3 separate regions of the Homo sapiens genome follow, and regions 1 and 2 are each linked to region 3. The links are chromatin contacts, found by Hi-C in ENCODE. All regions are on one chromosome and are shown on one strand. The core of a region is the stretch at or near the end of the contact, and the rest is flanking DNA. Distances in the headings are between cores, read along the strand shown. Region 1 overlaps FIRRE (firre intergenic repeating RNA element). Region 2 holds the start of RAP2C-AS1 (RAP2C antisense RNA 1). Region 3 holds the start of SASH3 (SAM and SH3 domain containing 3).

The links. A loop is a pair of places that touch in the nucleus more often than their neighbours do. Pooled maps may share reads with other maps.
Region 1: a pooled map shows a loop between it and region 3 (18-fold over the local background). The contact joins the enhancer-like site here to the promoter of SASH3 in region 3. A Hi-C loop is called at or near these places in 1 of 168 maps with a recorded cell type or tissue (naive thymus-derived CD4-positive, alpha-beta T cell), 2 of 37 single-sample maps with no recorded cell type and 7 of 50 pooled maps.
Region 2: a loop to region 3 is called in a map with no recorded cell type, with 10 times the contacts of the local background. The contact joins the promoter of RAP2C-AS1 here to the promoter of SASH3 in region 3. A Hi-C loop is called at or near these places in 3 of 37 single-sample maps with no recorded cell type and 10 of 50 pooled maps.

What each region holds. Positions count from the first base shown.
Region 1 is chrX:131,811,889-131,815,860 of GRCh38, reverse strand. The region is part of intron 2 of FIRRE (firre intergenic repeating RNA element); the gene reads left to right. Among named protein-coding and RNA genes, the nearest start is that of FIRRE, 17 kb to the left of the region's middle. RefSeq lists an enhancer at 2,531-2,800. Within about 2 kb of position 2,585, at least 17 of the 41 ENCODE cell types and tissues checked have a DNase peak (open chromatin) inside an H3K27ac peak, as active enhancers do.
Region 2 is chrX:132,216,344-132,220,250 of GRCh38, reverse strand. RAP2C-AS1 (RAP2C antisense RNA 1) reads right to left here and starts at 1,744. Exons shown (of 3, transcript NR_110410.1): 1 at 1,414-1,744. RAP2C (RAP2C, member of RAS oncogene family) reads left to right here and starts at 804. Exons shown (of 6, transcript NM_001271186.2): 1 at 804-881; 2 at 1,910-2,019; 3 at 2,239-2,335; 4 at 2,445-3,255. The coding sequence starts at 2,983. RefSeq lists enhancers at 433-482, 813-882 and silencers at 2,315-2,364, 2,375-2,814.
Region 3 is chrX:129,778,000-129,782,211 of GRCh38, reverse strand. SASH3 (SAM and SH3 domain containing 3) reads right to left here and starts at 2,263. Exons shown (of 8, transcript NM_018990.4): 1 at 2,058-2,263. The coding sequence starts at 2,114. LOC124905215 (a long non-coding RNA gene) reads left to right here. Exons shown (of 2, transcript XR_007068328.1): 2 at 1,933-3,637. RefSeq lists enhancers at 306-355, 466-645, 1,913-1,972, 2,023-2,102, 2,353-2,512.

The DNA.
Region 1 (3,972 bases), core at 1,336-3,835, 2.0 Mb before region 3:
GCAGAAGAAAAAGGCCATGGAACAACAAAGTCCATTGGCAGAGGTTCTCAAATTCACCAATACTCAAGTAAATTACAGTATGACAAAGTCTCAACCATTCCCCACCTCTTCAAAATATCCCTAAGTAAGTTACTGAACATGAAACCACTGATAACACCTAGTTTGTGTGAACATTTGTAGAATTGGACAAGTTCCCGTGAGGTGGGAAGCATTGTCAATTGGTTTAACTATTTGGTGGGCAATATGTGTGCATCACTTAACCTTTCACATGAGCACACTCTTTGTCCAGAGTCAAGGTCACATTCCCATAGGAGACAGGAGTGCAGAGATGAGTAGGTTCATTCAGCTTTCCTCTGCAATGTCAGAGAGTGGGGAGGAGCAAAGGGCCTATTCTCTAGTAGATTGACTCCACATGTTTCAGCTATACCAGGTAGTCCTCTTAAGTCCTTGAAAAGACTGAATTCCATTCTCAGTGTCCACATCAGTAAAGATATTCCACCTCTTTGATTAGGGGTTAAAGCAAATTATTGACTCTTTGGGATCAAACCATCCTAGTTTACTAATACAAGAAAACAAGCCAAGTGCGGTGGCTCACACCTGTAATCCCAGCACTTTGGGAGGCTGAGGCAGGCAGATCACGAGTTCAGGAGACCGAGACTATCCTGGCTAACATGGTGAAACCCCGTCTCTACTAAAAATACAAAAAATTAGCTGTGCATGGTGGCGGGTGCCTGTAGTCCCAGCTACTCGGGAGGCTGAGGCAGAAGAATGGCGTGAACCTGGAAGGCGGAGCTTGCAGTGAGTCGAGATCCCGCCGCTGCACTCCAGCCTGGGCGACAAAGCAAGACTCCGTCTCAAAAAAAAAAAAAAAAAAAAAGAGAAAACAAAGGAAAAAATAAAGTCTATCTCTCTCTACTTATTCCATGTATGACTACTGTAAGTTGAGTGCATATATATGAATTCTAAAGAATGAATTTGCAGTCTTCTAACGAAGATACTCATTGTGTCTACCTTCCTGGAGTAATTATTTTAAGGCCATGCCCTCAAGTATTAACGTTATACATGTCTCCACGTTTGAAATAGTAACAAGCAAAGTTTACATTGGAAATCAAGAAACAAAGGTATACCTTTCAGGTTTTAAAATAGCCTTCAGTGTAAGAATCAGTTTCTCTGAAAATTATACATTGCTCTGTTTACATATGGAAATTTTAAAAAATCACTTTTTATGGTGAAGAAAACAAAAATCTTTGGGCAAATTTATAAGTAACACAAAATCCAACCATCCGAAGGATATTTAATGACCCATGCGGTGGCCTTATAATAAAAGGGAAAAGGAAAAGGAAAAATTTCAAAACCCAAGGAGATCTGCAAACTATGGGGAAGCCTAAAGTCATACCAACAAACCCATGAGTGTCACACATACACGTACTCATGCAAATATTCAAATGGAATAGATTTAGAAGAGAGCAGAAGAAAGAATATCAAAATACTCATGCTTGTTTTCATGGACTGCTCAGCATTTTCTCTAAAGGATCATGTACAGAGATCATCCCTGGTACGAAAGAGTGGTACTAAAGAGGCAAGTTTTCTGGGGGTCCTGATGTACTCAACTCCCTGAAGGATATCTTGTCAGGCCTACAAGGAATCTTCATCAGAAAAAGGCTAAGGAGCAGGCACAGAGAACAATACTTGCTAATCTTAATGAACAGTTAGATCCTGAGCCTTAAAAGCCTCATCTTCCTTAGAAGAAAGCTAAAGAAACCATTTCTGTCCCATTAAGAGAGATGAAATGAGAGCAGATCCCTCCACGTGGGTATGCCTTCACAATGGACCCTAGAAAAAAATGCTGCAAAGCCACTACAGCTGTTAACTCCTGGGCTCAGAGAATACCTCCAGGCCTTCTGGTTGTGTATATCTGCACTCTTATTGATGTTCTGGAATTTATTGACTTGGCACAGTGACACATGCTCCTTTTCCTCAGATCCTTCTTGCTCTAGGCAACAGAGGCACCAGACTTTTGGTGTCCCTGAGACCTCCAGCTGCTGTTAGATGCCACCTCGAATGAGATTCATTTCCCCCTCCTCACATTCTAACGTTGCTAACATTGGGGCCCATACCCCAAAGTACAGGGATATCTTGTGCCAGCCCAAATGTCTCATGGTCTAAGGGGCAGGGTCAGGAGACCAATGCCCAGAAGCTGTGTGTAGACTGTAGTTTTTCCATAGTCCTGCCCACAGTGAGAGGAAACCAAAGCCCTGCATCAGTCCTGGTACCTTACTTAGCAGCTTCTTCACTGAGATTTTGCCTTTGTCCAGACTGAACTCCTGGAAAGCCTAAGAGTTGAAGTTGAGAAGGCCCATCTTGGGGTCAGGCCCTGTTGAACCTTTGAATTTGCTACATCTTTCTTAACTGCTAGATAGGAGGGAAGTTCAAACCCGAAGCTTTTGCTTTTGTCAAACTACTTCCTCGCGATGGCAGTATGGGCCCAGAAAAGCCAACTAACCCTGCCCCCAGGCCTTCTTCTCCCTCCCATTCCATCTGAAAAAAACCACCACTAACAGGCAAAGCCACCAGGAAATATGGCTACCTTGTGTCTTGCCCAGTTTGAAGAAACTTGCTCACACCGCTGCGCTTTTGCTTTTGCTTTCCATATACAATCAAACTGAAGCCTAAAACCACCCACTCTCATTAGGCATCTTTTCTTTTCAGTAATTCAGTTTCCTCTACTACAGCTTCATAGATCTCCTCATCGGTCACCATTAGATATGCAGGATTTTCCCCATTTTCAAGTTTTCTGATACAAGGTTCAAGTCCCAAGGAGTCCGTGCATGAGGAAAAGATATTGCTGGAACTCCAAAGCTTGTATGAGGCTTGGCTATCTGTCTCCATCAGACGTTGTGGTCTTTGACCTGGCTCATTTCCCAGGCTCTTATGGCGTACTCCATTTTCTGGCTCACATATTTTAGAAAGTAACCAAAATGGCATCCTTCTTTTTAAATGTCTTTCCAGATGGAGAACTCACTAATAAATATTTCAGTTGCTCAAACTTGATGTTCAAAATAAATACTCATATTTAGCTATTATCATTTAAAGACATCAGAGTTAAGCTGTTCCATAGGTTTTGAACTAATATGTTAAAACATTATCAACTTTATCGTATGACCTTTTCTTACACTTTTATATTTTTATGCCTCATATATTCATGTTTTAATTTTCACATACACGATGCTTTGAATGAATAAAGAAACAACACATTTTAAATAATTAATTGGGCAGTTAGGTAGAGAATGTACATTGTGTATCCTCCTTAGATAATTGTATAATTTATTGTCCAAGTTGGACAACTGTGTGAACCGTGACTTCCTAAGGCACACTGAAAGGAATGTTCACCCTATTTATCATTCCACAGTCTTGAGACAAACACTGATCACATCTTTATGCTTTATTTACCTAAATATATTGATAATTTTTTTTTTTTGAGATGGAGTTTCGCTCTTGTTGCCCAGGCTGGAGTGCAATGGCACAATCTCAGCTCACCGCAACCTCCGCCTCCCAGGTTCAAGCGATTCTCCTGCCTCAGCCTCCCTAGTAGCTGGGATTACAGGCATGTGCCACCACACTCGGCTAATTTCGTATTTTTTTTTAGTAGAGATGGGGTTTCCCCATGTTGGTCAGGCTGGTCTCAAACTCCCGACCTTAGATGATCTGCCCGTCTCGGCCTCCCAAAGTGCTGGGATTACAGGCATGAGCCACCGTGCCCGGCCTTTTTTTTCTATTTTTGAGACAGAGCCTTGCTCTGCCACCCAGGCTAGAGAGCAGTGACGCAATTTCGGCTCACTGCAACCTCTTGCTTCCTGGGTTCAAGTGATTCTCCTGCCTCAGCCTCCCAAGTAGCTGGGATTACAGGCGTGTGCCACCGTGACCAGCTAATTTTTATATTTTTAGTAGAGACGGAGTTTCGCCATGCTGGCC
Region 2 (3,907 bases), core at 495-2,994, 2.4 Mb before region 3:
CACCTGCGTTTTACATAAACAGTAGCAACTAGACATTTGTTCAGTATCTTGCTTTTTCAGCCCTACAATATATCTTGGCCATCTTTTTATATAAACACTTACAAATCTGCTTTTCTCTTTTAAAGTAGCTGCATAATATCCTATTCTGTGAATACAGATAGGTAGGTAGGTAGGTTGGTAGATAGATAGATAGATGATAGATAATAGATATAGAGAGCTATGAAACTTTTAAAAATCACCTACTGAAGGACATTTAAGCTTCTTCCAATTGTTTGATTTCCTAATCAATGCTGTAATGAATACCCTTCCTAAGAAAGTTTAGAAGGATCTTTAGACTGAGTGTAATATTTGTCCACTGTAGTTGACGAGAGTGACCCCACAGGACGCTGTACTGAGGGGAGGAGTATGTTTCACTGCGTGGAGAAACAAAGAACTCTCTCCTAAGCATGACCAACACATTCAGAGATATTAGAATTGCCAACAGGTGGGATGACCTGAAAAAGAACTCCTTGCTTTGACAGTTTAGTAATAGAGCAAAGACTTGCCACGATTGCTCAACACTGGCTGGATCAGAAGAGGAATTTCCAGACTCAGTTACAAGCACGGCTGGTGGAGGGCTGTGAATCCCACCAGACAGTCTGGAGACAGCTAGGCAGGGAGATGAGCAGCAGAGCTCCAAATCAGGCAACAGCACGTGTGAAAGGAGCAGTGACCTGTGGGGAAACTCATAACTCACAGACCAAACCCCTTCCAGCAGAGGGCAGTGCCTCTGATACGACACAGGGCCCAGGCCAGCTGGAGCCAGAGCTGGGGACTTCGCTGGAGAGATGGCACCGGCCTGAGGTCAAGGAGAAATTGAACTAAACTCTCCTTTGAAGACTGTAAGTGACATTGGGGAATACTCAGGGAGGGACAGTGGGACCTCACACTACTATGATTCGCCTGTGTTCTAATGTCCAACAATTTAGGCTGAGTAATAAATCTCTTTATAGAGTTTGGCCATTTAGGGCTTGTAAGTAAGGGAATTTGGAGTCATTTTTGCTAGGCTGGCCACTGAGTCTCGCAGGTTTCTGGGTACATGCTTGAATTGAAAAGAAAGTGACACACCTAAAATACAGCCTAGACTCCTGGCCCTGGGGCTCTGTGGATCCGACACAAAGTTTACAAATAGAAAGCTAGCAAAGGGAAAGATAGTCGGAAGTAACAATTTTATCTAAAAATAGAAACTTAGAATCTAACACCAGAGTTACTACTTGCTTTTGAATTTCAAAGACTACATAGGATGGCCTTTAAAACAAAACTTCAGCATGTAAGAGCCAGCCAAGCAAATTGTTATACATAATCAACGATTAAAATAAATTAGTCTTTAGGCCTAAACCGTTTCCAATCAAATCTTTCTTGAATATTGGTTACCTTTTCTGCCGTGTAGTGGTTGGAATCAAATGAGAACATAGCTGAGCAGAGTACCATAAAGTCTACTTCTAATGCTGCTGTTTTCGAGCCTTGTGATTTTTTTTTAAGTGACTTTAGTATTCGCTGGTAAAGTCAAGGCGGATCTACCAGACGGTAAAAGTTCTGTGTGTTTGTCAGGCACGGCTAAGTAAAACGCACTGCATCTGAAAGTCTAAGGGTAGTTTGCATGCATCTCTCAGCAAAATAGCAAGTGGAAGAAATACCAGCAAGGAGAATAAACTTTCTGGGCTGTTTGATTTCCCCTGCAACTTCTAGTCCAGGGATGTTTGGCGTTCTCCCGGTCGCTAGATTATTAGCCCGCAGGTTCCGCACCGGCCAGGGAGCCGCTCAAGTCCTAGGGCCGGGCGGCTGGAGGTTGCAGGTCGGAGGGGCTTCTACGGGTTTGGGGGTGGGACGGTCCGCGGCAGCCGCGGGCGGGTAAGGACTGACGTCGCAGGTTTCCAGAGGCCCGTTCCCGAAGCCGGAGTCCCGACCCGAAACCGTCCCCGGCCGGCTCGCTCGCTCAGCAGGGCGCGGCTCCAGCGCCACCCGGCTCGCCCCGAAGAGGTGGGACTTTCCCCACCGGAAGTGATCCCGTCCAGTCTCGGGGAACTGGGGCACCTCAGCCAGTGTGTCAGGGAAACCCTTCCGGGTGTGTGCTTGGTGGGGGTGGGGGTGGGGGTGGGGGTGGGGGTGGGGGGTGGGTGAGAAAAAAAAGAGGTGGGTTCGCCTGGAGTCCCTGCGGCCGCCGCGGAAGGCCCCCGCTTCTTTCCCCGCGGCGAGCAGCAGCGCTGGGGCAGCGGAGAGACAGAGGAGCCAGCGGGTGGCCATGGCCTTGGCGTGACAGAGCCTCCCCGGCGGCCGGGCGGGTGCGGACGGCGGGGTAAGCGGCAGTAGCTTGATCCGGGTGGGAGTTGGGGGAGGCGGCGGCCGGCGCCGCAGGTTCGGGGCGGGGGTCAGCCGGGTAATGTGCGTCCTTCTCCCCTTCACAGGCCGGACGACCCCCGCGGGAGCCGGGGCCCAGAAACCCGCCCGGGCAGCGGTAACTGGAACGGAGCCCTCAGGCCTGAGCCGGCTGGGCTGCGCGAGCAGGAAGCGGGGTCCCTGGGCCCCTTTGTGTGAAGGGCGGGGGAGGAGTGCCGGGCAGCCCCGGGCTGCGGGCTCCTCCGACGTCCGCCTCGCCGCAGGGTCCCCTCGCCGCAGCCCCCACCCTTTCCCTCCCGGGGGCACGCGCCTCCTCGCCACCCTCGCCGGGCTTTTCCCAGGCTCGCCCTCCTCCCCACGCCCCCTGCTCGGGCTGCAGTTCCTATAGGAAGGGCATTACCATCCCTTCCCCACCCTCCCCGACTCTACGCTCTTTCCCCTCCCCCTCCTGTAACTTCCTCTTCTTCCCCGGTTGGGCCCTCTGCTCCTCTGCACTCTCCTCCCCAGTTCGCAGATTTCCGCCCACCTTCCGCCTCGTCTAGCCGCGCCACAGCTAGCGGGGTGATCTTTCCCCCCCTCTGGTAGGAGTTGGTGAAGGTGAGACTCATGAGGGAATACAAGGTAGTGGTGTTAGGGAGTGGAGGGGTTGGCAAATCTGCCCTTACTGTGCAGTTTGTCACTGGGACTTTCATTGAGAAATATGACCCCACCATTGAAGATTTCTACCGCAAAGAGATCGAAGTGGACTCTTCCCCCTCCGTGCTGGAAATTCTGGACACCGCAGGAACTGAGCAGTTTGCCTCCATGAGAGATCTCTACATCAAAAACGGCCAAGGTTTCATCCTGGTTTATAGCCTGGTTAATCAACAGTCTTTTCAGGTAACCAAACCAAGTCTTGTAATTTGTTAGAAGGGGGTGTGGTAATCCGACATCGACTTCTGGGTTGCTTGAACCGTGCATTAATGACTGTGCTTTGCTTTTGAAAGTTAGACATGACGCATTTTTGAGGTTACTCCTGCCATGGAAGACTATCGGGTTGTTTCTATAGAGCGTAGTAAAAAGTAACAAGCGTCAACAAATATTTTAAAGCTATTTTTAAGTGAAAGAAAAGTGAAAAAGAAATGTCAGTCTGTGTATATTTCGCCTGGAATATAACCTTCTGAAGTTGCTTGCTCAATTCAACAAGTATTGATTAACTTACACGACAAAACATCTAACAAATAATCTCGGGTAAATAGAGCACTTTGAAAAAATTATTTGGAGCCGATTATCTGTTGCACAGATAAGTCCTCTGTGTCTGTCCCACCCACACCTTCCCCTCCCACCCCCCAACACCCCCTCCCGCCGCCCTCCCCTTCTCTCTCAAGTTTCTCAACTAGATTCATAAATCTTAGTGTTGCAAGACGAAGAACTCAAGACCTGCCTTCTAGGCATTTTACTTAATTACTTGGGGCGTGTAGTAGGAAGAAAAGTTACTAATAGAAAAGACTAGTACCTAGAATTAATAACCAACAAAAATCAGGAATGACTC
Region 3 (4,212 bases), core at 1,014-3,513:
TTAGGAGTTATCCTCCTTTTCAGAGGCGAGGAAACTGAGGCCCAAAGAAAGTCAATGAGCTGTCCAAGGTCCTACAGCTAGAGCGTGGTAGGATTCCAGCTCAGCTTTCTTGCCCCCTGTCTGGCACATTCTCCATTGGCAGGCCCAAGAGGAGAAGCAGGGGCAGGAGAAAGAGGCCTCTCTTGCCTTTGTGCTTTCCTCTCCACCACGTCATCTCAGCCTCTGAGAAGAAGGGACTAGCAGTGATTCAGCCAGCCCGCTGCCTCTGGGCCTGGGGAAGATGCTCTGTACCTTCTGGAAGCTTGGCTTCTGGGGGACATTTCCATAGTCTGGGGCTAGCAGAGTGTGTGGAGGCAAGCTCATCCCAGCTCTGGAGGCTGGCACCGGCTCTGGCAGGGGTTGGGGTGGGGTTTGCCTGGACTACTCTCCCCGAAAGGACCCCTTCTCCTGGGAGAGACCTGGGGAAATCCCAGGGGCCCACTTGCCTGCCGAACACAGAATCTGGGTAATTGAAGCTGGGAAAGAAAAAGGGGACTTCTGGCTTCTGTGTGCCCCTAGGTACGTCTTCCTGATGTGGCACAGGGTCCCAGTGTCAAAGTGTCAGCTCTTTCTCACACTTTCCTCCAGCTCAGCGCCCCTGTGGTTTGAGGCCTAGCAGTGTCTATAGAGCAATCTCTGTTTCCCACCCCCACCAGCCAGAGAGCAAGGGGAAGTGGCCCTGCTCTCTTAGGAGTGGCAGCCAATGGCAGTCCTGCTGGGCCTAGCACCCTGCAGGGTTTGGACGGGGATGACAGAGCCCGTGTGAAGATTCATGAACCTCCCCCCTCCCCCGCCCACCACCACTGCAACCTTAGAGAAGCAGCTGGGGTGGGGAGAATACAGCCGGAAGTGGCAGCCACCCCAGGACCTGAGAGCTGGGGCAGGATGCACACCCCACTGCCCCGAGTCTCAGTCTTTCAGCTGCCTTGGCCTCCATCTCTGAGCTACTCCCCTGACAAGGGGGATCCACCATAGGGCACCTGGGCTGAGTTCCAGGGAAAATTGGCGGGGGATAGCCTGGGCCTCTTGGACCTAGTTCAGGCCTGCTTTGGGACTGTCCTAGCATCCCATTGGATGTGTAGGATATACTTGCTGATTGTCTGGGAGAATCCTTCAATTGAATTAAAGAATTAGGTCTAGAAATCCTCAAACCCAACCAAAGAAATCTGGAAATCCTCAAATTCAACCACAAAATCCTAGATCTGGCACAGCCTTCAAGGATTCTTCCAGTCCGGTCTCTGCCCCAGGGGGATGAACACCTCAGCCATCCATGACAGCTGTTTTTCCTCCTGGCCTTTAAAATCCTCCCTCCTCAGCCTTCACTCCTACTCACCACCTCAACTTAATTTCTCATTCCCCACCCAGGAAGAACCTGTATGCCCCCTGCATCCCACTGCACTTCCGGATGCCTTTTCCCCCAAGACTGGAATGGCCTCAGGCCCCCATCTCCAGGTTGGCTCCATCTCGGGTAGGGCCTGGGAGCTACCACAGAGCTGAGCCAAGTGGGCAGGGTCTGGGCCATGGCCAAAGTGGAGGAGGGGGTGGCAGTCCTGTGAGCATCATGGCTCCAAGCTGGGCAGCCCAGCAGGGCCCTTTGAGTGAGATGGCTCCTGAGAGGCCGTGGCCGGGGCAGAAGTGGCAGCAGGACCAGCGTAGAGGAGAGATAGTTAAGTACAAGCTTAGGGTTCAGCTTAAGCATTGTATTTTGTTATTCTCAAATTCTAGTCTAAGATTCTGGCCCCTAATTTTAGATCTTTTTTCCCATTCTTCTAGGGTTGAATTGCATGACTCTAGATTTCTAAGGATCTATTCTGTAACTCTGTTGCTCCAGAATTTTAAACATCTCTTCTGTACTTCTGTTAACCTTTGGGTCCCTGTCCCGTTGCCTTCTAGGTGAGTGGCCCTCACCTACAGACTCAACATATGGCCTTTGGCTCTTCCCACTTCCAAGAGTCTTGGAAGGGATGGGTCGAGCAAGCAGAGGAAAGGAAGATGTGAGTTCCCAAAATGCTCCTCACCTTTTTCTTCTGAGTGGGCTCCTTCTCACTGGCATTGGAGGGCTTGCGGCGCAGCATGGTCCTCCACCCTGGGAGACTCCGTCCCTGCTCTCCTAGGTGTCAAGATGCAGAGGCCTCTTGCTTAGCCTCACCAGAACTGCCCGGGGGCACGGCATGAACCGAGCCTTCAGCTGCCACTCTGACTGCTGCAGTGGCAGCTTGGGGGTGCGGGCCATGGACACCCGGCAGCAGCAGCATACAGGAAGCCCTGCCACGTGACCTACTCTTACAGCAATCGCAGCCCCTGCCGGCCCCTAGGGAGGAAGGAAGTCCAAGCTTCAGTCTCCAGAGATTCTGATGCAGACGGCTCTTGGGTTGAACAGTCAGAGAAAGTCCCTACCTTGTTGTCTCATGTCGATCATCATCAGTCCTTCTGCTCCATCTTCCTAGAGGTGGACAATCAGCTCGACATTATATGGCGTACCCAAGCCCTTTATCTCACTGACCAGAATCCAGAAACCAGAAGTTGGACCATCTGGCTGCCTGTTGGATCAATGCTCCCGGTCAACTCACGTCTTCAAGGTCGTCACTGCCATCACTACCACTACCATCACCCCTGTGACCATCACCACTGCTACCATCACTCCTATCAATAGCCATCACCATACAGCCATCACCCCTACAGCCATCAGGCCTGCAGCCATCCCCGCTGCCATCAGCACACCTATAGCCATTGTCACTATGGTAATCACCTCTACAGTTGACATCCTTCAGCCATCACCTCTACAGTCATCACCATTGCTGCTATCACCCTTCCAGCCATCATCCTTACAGCTGTCACCCTTCTGGACATTACAGCCAACCGCACTCATGACCCTCTCACCCCTATAACCATCGTCCCTACAGTCATCTCTCCTACAACCATCATCACATCCGTGCAGCCATCAGCCCTGCAGCCATCACTCCTACAGCCATCAGTACACCTAAAGCCATCATCACTAGAGCAGTCACCCCTCCAGTCAGTACCCCTCAGCCATCATGAGTATATTTATCACCACCACAGCTGAAAAGCACTTACAGCCAACTCCACACCTCTAGCAAGTATCCAACAGGCATTTATCAAACACCTATGCAGTATATTCAATTTGTGGGTTGTCTGTGGCAGATTTTAATAACTTTAATAACTTCTTGGTATTACAAAAGCAACTTGTATTTGTCATACAATTTCACAAACACATAAACAAAAAAAATTTCAAAATTTCCCATCATTGTCCTCTACACTGTTTTAAGCATCTATCTACTCTCTGTCTATAAACATTTTTTTTCTTTTTACAAAAATCATACTGCTCAGAAAACAGATAATTGGTTTGGGGAGAAGGGGAGGGGAGAGAAGGGAAGGGAGACATCACACAGGGTAACAGGAAGCTTTTAGGAGTGATGAATATGTTCACTATCTTGACTGTGGTGATGATTTCATGGGGGAATACACATGTCAAAACGTATCAAATTGTATACTTCAAATATGTGCAGTTTATTGTAGCTCCATTATACCTCAATAAAGCTGTTTAAAATTTTTTAATTAAAAAAGGTCATAATTCACACTATTGGTGTCTGCTTTTCACACTAAACACAGTATCTTTTTTGTTTTTTTTTCGAGATGGAGTCTCTCACTCTGTCTCCCAGGCTGGAGTGCAGTGGCGTGATCTCGGCTCACTGCAACCTCCACCTCCTGAGTTCAAGCAATTCTTGTGCCTCTGCCTCCCAAGTAGCTGGGACTATAGGTGCGTACCACCACCCTGGTTAATTTTTGTATTTTTTGTAGAGACAGGGTTTCACCATGTTGCCCAGGCTGGTCTTGAACTCCTGGTCTCAAGTGACCTCTTTGCCTCATCCTCCCAAAGTGCTGGGATTACAGGCGTGAGCCACTACGTCCAGCTGAACACAGTATCAAGATTGTCTCATGCTATGAAATAGTCTTCAACTACGTAATTTATAACGGCTGTGGAACATCCCATTGTGTGGATGTGCCGTGCTTATTTCACCAAGCCCTTGCTGATGAACTTGGGTTGGCTTAAATTTTTAAATTATTCATTGAACATACTTATGGTAAATATTCACATCCATAGTTTTTTTTCTGTAGGGGAAATATCCAGAAGAGGAATTGCTGGGGTCAAAG